Regions from separate parts of the Homo sapiens genome. Here region 2 is linked to region 1. The links are chromatin contacts, found by Hi-C or POLR2A ChIA-PET in ENCODE. All regions are on one chromosome and are shown on one strand. The core of a region is the stretch at or near the end of the contact, and the rest is flanking DNA. Distances in the headings are between cores, read along the strand shown.

Evidence for each region. Hi-C counts contacts between places; a loop is a spot of excess contacts on that map. ChIA-PET counts read pairs that join two places held with the same protein, here RNA polymerase II (POLR2A). Pooled maps may share reads with other maps.
Region 2: a loop to region 1 is called in a pooled map, with 3 times the contacts of the local background. The contact joins the enhancer-like site here to the promoter of TRAPPC10 in region 1. A Hi-C loop is called at or near these places in 1 of 37 single-sample maps with no recorded cell type and 7 of 50 pooled maps. POLR2A ChIA-PET finds 5 or more read pairs at or near these places in 3 of 52 experiments (K562, activated CD8-positive, alpha-beta memory T cell and naive thymus-derived CD4-positive, alpha-beta T cell).

What each region holds. Positions count from the first base shown.
Region 1 is chr21:44,010,364-44,014,507 of GRCh38, reverse strand. TRAPPC10 (trafficking protein particle complex subunit 10) reads right to left here and starts at 2,199. Exons shown (of 23, transcript NM_003274.5): 1 at 1,948-2,199. The coding sequence starts at 2,014. RefSeq lists enhancers at 695-744, 765-824 and silencers at 1,375-2,044, 2,195-2,574.
Region 2 is chr21:44,912,240-44,916,383 of GRCh38, reverse strand. All of the region lies in intron 1 of ITGB2 (integrin subunit beta 2), which reads left to right. Among named protein-coding and RNA genes, the nearest start is that of ITGB2, 6.6 kb to the left of the region's middle. RefSeq lists a silencer at 1,977-2,026 and enhancers at 2,143-2,643, 3,963-4,012. Within about 2 kb of position 2,128, at least 12 of the 41 ENCODE cell types and tissues checked have a DNase peak (open chromatin) inside an H3K27ac peak, as active enhancers do.

The sequences.
Region 1 (4,144 bases), core at 950-3,449:
CTTGAACCCGGGAGGCAGAGGTTGCAGTGAGCCAAGATCATGGCCGAGATCATGCCACTGCACTCCAGCCTGGGCGACAGAGAAAGACGCCGTCTCAAAAAAGAAGAAGAAGGAAAAAAAAAAATTCACTCTGCTGCTCAAAACACAGGAAAAAACCCACCACCAAGATGACAATCCAATAAATCTGTAGGAAAGAAAACCGCATCCTTCAGCTGTCCGTGATGCACGCATGTACAAAACTAAACATTAAATATCTCCAACACTGGCAACCAGATAACAAACTTTACCCCTTTAGTTATGGTTGAATCCAATAGAGCTTAGGAACTTTCTCCTCAGAAATGTATTTACATAATGCCTATAAATACATATTGCTATTGAAATGTAAGCAAGCTAGGAGGTAGAAGATAAAATTAGATGTGTGGATGTCCGTACAGGCAATGAATGTGTATCCAGCATTCACAACGTGCACAGCACTTTAGGAGAAAAATGTTCAACCTCTGGAAGACAGTAAAACTTAACATGAACTGCGCATGGCTTCATCTTCCCTGAGCACTGGGAAAGCCCCTGGGAAATTGCAGGGCCTGCAGACCAGCTCTACCCACATCTGCCCTCTGGGGCTGAAGGTGCAGAGTAGGAAAAGACTTTCAGCTGACAAATATTCTGGGGAGGAAAAAAGACAGCTACTGCTGAACTATGCAAGTCTCCAATTTTAAATGAGACACAGTCCACTTCCCTAAGAAAAGTCTATCATCTCGTCTAGGTCTCTGTAGAAAAAAAAGAGAGAGGAGGAGAGGAGAAGAGACAAAATAAAGCAAAAGGAAGGAAAGAAATAAGTCTATCACCTAAAGCTGAAGCAACAAAATTCAACCTTCAATATACAGTTTCTCAGGGATCTAACAGGAAGGAACACAGCAGGTGCACACCCGCTGACAGAGTGAGAGGGAAACAGGAGTTCTCACGACATACAGTCTACTGTGGCCTGGGCACCCAGATTTTGCAACAGAGAGTGCTTCCTTTCCAAGCACGAAAGACAACTAGAAAAAAACTAACTGCATACATGCATGAAAATACAGAATACTGTCAAAGGTCAAAAATCGTAACAGTCTGAAACACCTCTCTGCAAGTCACCTAAAAGCCAACCAACAAACATTTCAATACTTCCCATAAGCTCACTGTTCTTAACCGTATTTAACTCTGGAGAGTCACACTTCTAAAATTTAGGGAACATTTTTCCCGTAACAGAAAAACAGTTCCTTTGTGTATGCATTAAAGGAGGGGTGCGGGGAGGACACGACACCCAAGAGGCACCAGGTGTCCGTAGTGTAGACTCGAGCGGGAGGCTGTTCATGGGGAGCAAGCTCGCCTAAGCGCCCGAGCCTCGGCTTTCTCATCCGTAAAATGGTTTGAGTGCGCGGCGGGGAAGTGTGTAGGAGCGAAAGCAGTCCCGGCGGCTCTGCCTGACGCTTCACCCCGCAACAAACTGTTCCTACTTCGCCAACGCCTGCAACTCTGCGAGCCCCCAAGGACTTCCCCGTAGTCGGGGAAAGGGCGCCCGCGGGCAAAACCGCCCGGCGGAAGAGGCCGGGGCCCCCAGGTCCCGGGCGCGCGGCTCAACGGGGGCGGGACGGGGCGGTGGCAGCCCCCGCTCCTCGCCCTCGACGCCGGCGCGCGCCCAGTCCCGGGCAGAGTCCGCCGGGTTCCACCGGCTCCAACTGCAGCCGGCCCGAGGGCGCCCCCCAGGGGTCAGAGGTCGCCCGGCGGGAAGGTCAGAGGGCGTCCCCGAAAAGTCAGAGGGCCCCGCCTCAGCCGCAGCCCTGGTCACACCTCCAGGAAGCGGCCCAGCCCGGAGCGCGCCGGGGGCTGAAGGTCTGGGGGCGCCGGGTGCATAACGCCAGGGCCCGGGCCCGCCCAACGACCGCCGCGCCCTCCCCGCCTCCGGGCACTCACAGGTGACGATGGGCTTGTTCTCCATGGTGTAGATCACCGGCGGCAGCGGCTCCTCAGAGGCGTCCATGGGCGTCCGGCGTCACCGGCCCGGCCCCCCGCGCCCCATGGGCAGCCCCGAGGCCGCGCCGGGCCCAGCCGGAGCCCGAGCCTGAGCGGCGCCGCCCGCCCGGCCGCGCCAGGCAGCTCCGGAGCCGGTTGCGCCGCAGCTGCCGCCCGCTGCTGCCGGCCTCAGCCACTTCCGGCCTCGGCGCCGCCGCATGACCATTTCCGGGGCGCGCGAGGCTTCACGGGGCGGGTCTTCGCCGCGCTTCGCCTCCGACGGAAGTGCGCCCGGGCCGGCCGCGCGGGACCGGGAGGTGGGAAGTGGGAGGCGGAGCGGGGCTCCCGGGACACGTCCATCTTCCTCCCTCGGCAGTGGGCGCCCCGCTGGGCCCTGCGCCGGAGCTGAGGCCAGGACTCGGCAGGCGGGCCTCGCGCGCGGTGAGCGAGCCTGGACGCTCCCGGACCAGAGACGCCGGCCTCGCTGCCCTCGCGTTCCCCGCAGCTCGGGCGTCCCGCGGCGGGCCGCTGCTCCCCGGCCGGGCTCCTTATCGCGCTGGGGGCTCCCGCAGGCCCTCGCCGCTGAGTGTCCCCGGCGCGTGCCTTCCGCCTACCGCTGGGCTCTTCCCGTTTCCCTCACGCCGCAAATGTTTTTGTGGGGACCTGGCCCTCGGCATTTCGGAATGCCACAAAATAAACCTCACACTTAACTGCATATGGGCTTCTTGTGCACGTAAACGGGGGGGGCGGGGCGCGGGTGTTTCTTTTTCTTTTTTTCTTTGGAGCAGGGTCTTCCTCAGTTGGCTCAGGCTGGAGTGCAGTGGCGGGACACGGCTCACTGCAGCCTCCACCTTCCAGGCTCAAGCGATCCTCCCGCCTTGTTTCCCCCCGCCCCACCCCCTCCGCCAGTAACTGGGACCACGGGGGCAGCCACCACGCCCAGCTAATTTTTTTCTTTTCTTTTCTTTTGTCGGGATCTCACTATGTTTTCCAGGCTGGTTTCAAACTCCTGGGCTCAAGTGATCCTCCAGCCTTGGCCTCCCAAAGTGTTGAGATTACAGGTGTGAGCCATCACTCCCAGCCATAAAATGACAAAAACTGTCAACCAAAAATAATCAAAAGGGTCAGAATCTAGAGTTTAGTCAAATGCGAAGCTTGAGGCGCCCAGGAAACATTATAAAGAATGGAAGTCAGTGTTCTCAAACGTAGAAATTTGGGGTCGTTTCTATAGCCAGCGTCTCGGGAAGCCTAACCGAATTTCAGCGTCTTTTCTGTATAAGGCCTAATGCATAGTTACAACAGTCTGTTTAGTCGAGGTGGTCTTTTTCTTTGGGGACCCACTGAAGATGAAACAGTCCTGGGGTCTCTGTGCTGTCTGGTCTAAGTCAGGTACAGGACAATGGAGACAGCTAATCTGTAACAAAAATCACCAAATGGGAAGGGGGAGACCTGGTCTTTCTTAGTCATTAACAGCAGCAGTCCCCAACCTTTTTGGCACCAGGGACCAGTTTCATAGAATGCAGTTTTTCCACAGACAAAGTTGGGGTGGTTTCAGGACGATTCAAACACATTTCATTTATTGTGCACTTTATTATTTTTATGTTGTAATATGTAATAAAATACAACTTCCCATAATGTGGAATCAGTGGGAGCCCTGAGCTTGTTTTCCTGCAACTGGACGGTCACATCTAGGGATGATGGAAGCCAGGGACACATCATTAGGGATGAGATTCTCATAAGGAGCACGCAACCTAGACCCCTCCAATGTGCAGTTCACAACAGGGTTCACCCTCCTAGGAGAATCCAGCGCTGCTGCTGACCTGACAGGAGGCGGAGCTCAGGCGGTAATGCCAGCGATGGGGAGCAGCTGTAAATACAGATGAAGCTTTGCTCCCTGGCCTGAAGCTCACCTCCTGCTGTGTGGCCTGACCGGTATGTGTCTGTGGCCCTGGCGGTCGGGGAGCCCTGATTTACAGAGCAGCCACAATGAGGAAGACACTTGTGCTCAAGAACAAGGAGGAAGAGCATTAAACTGTAATCGAAGAAGCAGAATTGCAAACTTGCTACTGACTCAGTCTCCAGGGCTTAACTTCACCCTTGGCATCATAAGTTTAGAGAGTCCTGAAGTTTTTTTTAACAAAATGTATATATGAGATAG
Region 2 (4,144 bases), core at 879-3,378, 900 kb before region 1:
CCCTTGTCTAAAATGCTGTAAATATCATTTGATTTCCCTTTGACTTCAGGTATTTAGCAGAGTACTTTAGCATTCCTTATTAATATGTGTGTGTCGGGGGGGTGGGGTGTCTCATTTTATTTCATTTGGCCAGAAATTGTGGCCTTTAAAATTTGTGCTATCAGGCCGGGCGCAGTGGCTCACGCCTGTAATCCCAGCACTTTGGGAGGCCGAGGCAGGCGGATCACGAGGTCAGGAGTTCGAGACCAGCCTGGCCAATATGGTGAAACTCCATCTCTACTAAAAATACAAAAATTAGCTGGGCCTAGTGGTGTGCACCTATAGTCCCAGCTACTCAGGAGGCTGAGGCAGAAGAATTTCTTGAACATGGGAGGCGGAGGTTGCAGTGAGCCGAGATCTAGCCATTGCACTCCAGCCTGGATGACAGAGTGAGACTCCATCTCAAAAAAACAAACAAACAAACAAAACTGTGCTATCAAACTTCACAGATAGTCAAACCAACAGTAGGAACACGTCTCCCTGACCCTTGGGAAAATACGCTTTTGCAGGGTCGCAGGTTCAGAGGCGACATGGGCTGGGTTTTCCTGCATCCTCTCTGCTCCGACTTGTTCCTATTTGATCTGACCTGTTTTTGTCCCTGGATTTCCTGGAGCCTCTGTGATCCAAGGACAGTGTTCCAGTCCCCACCTGACGGCACTTCTCTCCAGTTCTTTATCACATTCCTACAAAGCAGAAATGAGTCCATCTTGATGCTCTGGCTTTTGGCTTAAAAGGTGGATGCCTAGTTTATAATCATCCCTTGAGCCTTCAGTTCCCAGCGCAGGGGTTGGCTCCCATGTCCTCTTCCTTCCAACCTTGTCCCCTGGCGGCATCGTCCATCACTTCCCGCGCACCTCCGAGTCACTTTGATGCGAGTGCCTCTCCTCTAGGACAGCGCAAGGTGGGTTTCAGCACAGGCAGGAGGAAGCTCTGATGCAAAGTTCCAATGGGTCTGCGGGGCCTCTGGTTCCTCAAGCAGTCTCGTCTTAGGGTTTTACGGGGTTGCAAAAAGGAAGCCTGAGACTGGGCACGGTGGCTCACGCCTGTAATCCCAGCACTTTGGGAGGCCGAGGTGGGCGGATCATGAGGTCAGGAGATCGAGACCATCCTGATCAACACGATGAAACCTCGTCTCTACTAAAAACACAAAAAAATTAGCTGGGCGTGGTCGTGGGAGCCTGTAGTCCCAGCTACTCAGGAAGCTGAGGCAGGAGAATGGCATGAACCTGGGAGGCGGAGCTTGCAGTGAGCTGAGATCGCGCCACTGCACTCCAGGCCGGTGACAGCGCAACTCCGTCTCAAAAAAATAAAAAGGAAGCCTGACCCCGCTGGATTCCTCTCCCAGCATAGGCTCTGCCCTCTCTCTGCTGTCTTGCTTAAAGTTTCCTTTCTTTTTCTTTTCTTTTTTTTTTGAGACAGGGCCTCGTTCTGTCAACTAGGCTGGAGTTCAGCAGTGCCATTAGGGTTCACTGCAGTCTCTCCCTCCTGGGCGCGAGTGATCCTCCTGCCTCAGCCTCCTGAGTAACTGGGACTAGAGATGCATGCCACCATGTCTGGCTAATTTATTTTCTATTTTTATTTTTTGTAGAGGTAGGAGTCTCACTGTGTTGCCCAGGCTGCTCTCAAACTCCTGGCCTCAAGTGATTCTCCTGCCTTGGCCTCTCAAAACACTGGGATTGCAGGCGTCAGCCACCAGGCTGGCCTCTTCCTTTCCTGTGTTTGCTCCTGTTCTCCTGTCCTCGACTTCTGTGAAAGGGTGTGTGTGATTTGGCCCGGATCTGCTGCAGGTCTCTTCTGACGCCGCTTTCGTGTCTCAGAGCCTGAATGTTCAGAGCTTTGCTCACCGTGAAGTGTGGTTCTTGTTAGCTGTGTCCATTTGGTGCCCGGGAGGGAAGGGCGCCCGGCCCCTGAGGGGTTCTCCGGGGAAGGATGACCTCGTCCCCCTGGTCCTGCCCCCTCAGCCCCCTGCTTCCCCTGTGCAGGGGACTTGGTGACAGGTACCACTTCCTGCAGCTGGGCTGGGGTTGCACCAGCACTTCCTTCTCGGGCAGGGTTGAGGTCAAGGGCGACTCTGATGCAAGGTTCTGAGAGGCCTGTGGGGCTGTGGATTCCTAAGCAGCCTCAGCTTTGGGTTTTGCACCTTAGGTCTTGGTAAGGGGACCCGCCCGCCCTTAGATGGGGGATGTCCAGAGCTGGAGGATGAGGAGGGCACCCGCCCCTGGTGTGGGGCAGCAGGGAGGGCCTTGGAGAATGAGGAGGGCACCTGCCCCCAGTGTGGGGCAGCAGGGAGGGCCTCAGGGTGATCAGGCTCCAGGCCAGAGCTCTGGGGCCAGCTCAGGGGCTGGGGTGGGGGGTGTCTGTGCTCTTCCTCCCCTCCTGCCCTGCAGCTCTGCCGGCTTAGCCTCAGGGCACCAGAGGTGACAGTGGCCAGGCACCTGTTTGCCCGAATGCTGCCCTACATCTGTGCCTTACCCATTCCCATCCCCCAGGGAGCTGGCACAGGCCCTTCGACCACCTCCAGGCACATGGAGGAAACTGAGGCAGATAGGCCTGATGGGGTCTTGGTCTCTCAGGCCTCAGGTGAGGCCCTGGACCTCCGTGGGCCATCCTGGCTGCTGGGCAGAGGGGCTGCCCTGCCCTGTTCTCCCACAGAAGGGAGGCTGGCTGCCAGGCTCAGTGCACTGCCTTACCTCCTGGAGCGGACCTTCATCCCCAGCTGTTTGTCTGGGCTCAGCCACTGGCATTGGGGGGTGGGGCAGGGCCTGGCTTCTCTTGTGCCCCCAGCTCCAAGCCCCCCAGGGCTGCTCATGGAGGAGCAACAGTGGGGAGAAGGTGGCTCCCCACCAGCCCCCTTCCTGTGGTCAAGGTTGGGGTGCCGTGGTCTCTGAGCCAATCCTGCTGGAATCAAGGTGCACCCCCTCTCCCTGTGGGCAGGTGGGAGTGCCCGGGGTAACTGGGCACCAGGTCCATATCTTGCTGCTGCTGGGGCCCTCAGTTTCCCCATTTGAGGGTATGAAGTGTTTGCATGCCACTGGTCACGACTGTGTTAGGGGCGGAGACCTCATGTCTGCGGCCCCAGGGAGAGCGTGGAGCTGGGGTGTGAGTCCTTACCAGCCTGGCTGGGGCTGCCAGGGGAGGTCTGCACCCCCTCCCCACTTGGCGCAGCTGCGACCTGGGGGAGTCCTGAAGCCGGCTGGACCCTGCACCCTGGGGGAGTCCTGAAGCCGGCTGGACCCTGCACCCTGGGGGAGTCCTGAAGCCGGCTGGACCCTGCACCCTGGGGGAGTCCTGAAGCCGGCTGGACCCTGCACCCTGGGGGAGTCCTGAAGCCGGCTGGACCCTGCACCCTGGGGGAGTCCTGAAGCCGGCTGGACCCTGCACCCTGGGGGAGTCCTGAAGCCGGCTGGACCCTGCACCCTGGGGGAGTCCTGAAGCCGGCTGGACCCTGCACCCTGGGGGAGTCCTGAAGCCGGCTGGACCCTGCACCCTGGGGGAGTCCTGAAGCCGGCTGGACCCTGCACCCTGGGGGAGTCCTGAAGCTGGCTGGACCCTGCACCCTGGGGTAGCTCCAGCACGCACAGGGCCTCCGATCAGCTGAGGGGCTGGTGGGCACTCGTGGCACCGAGGTCAGTCCAGGCGCAGGACTTTGAGGGGGCCCAGATGGAGAGCTGGAACTGGCCTCGGCCTGAACCACAACCCCCAACGATCAGAGATATGGGGGCTTTCAGACACAGGGTGGGCCCAATGTGAACCAAAACCACCTCCTCCAGGAAGTTACAGCAGGGTGCAGGTTCTGTTTTTGACCCCAGGACGGGAAGGATCAAGGGTTCCCTTTTGACATTTTTGTATTCTGATTATAATTTTGCTGGGAACCAGGGAATGAGGTCACTGCCAAAACAACAGGACCTTGGGGCTTGTTGGGGCGTCTAAGCTGTGGGATCCTCAGATGGGCCCCTGGTGGGTGTTCCGTTGGCCTCAGAGCCCCCAGCACAGGTGCAGGGCTTTCGGGGGATGGAGGGGAGCCAGGGCCTGTGGCTGAGGGCACCCGAGCCTCCCGGGCCACAGCACAGCACCCAGCGCTGTCTTCAAAGCCGGCAGGCCCTAG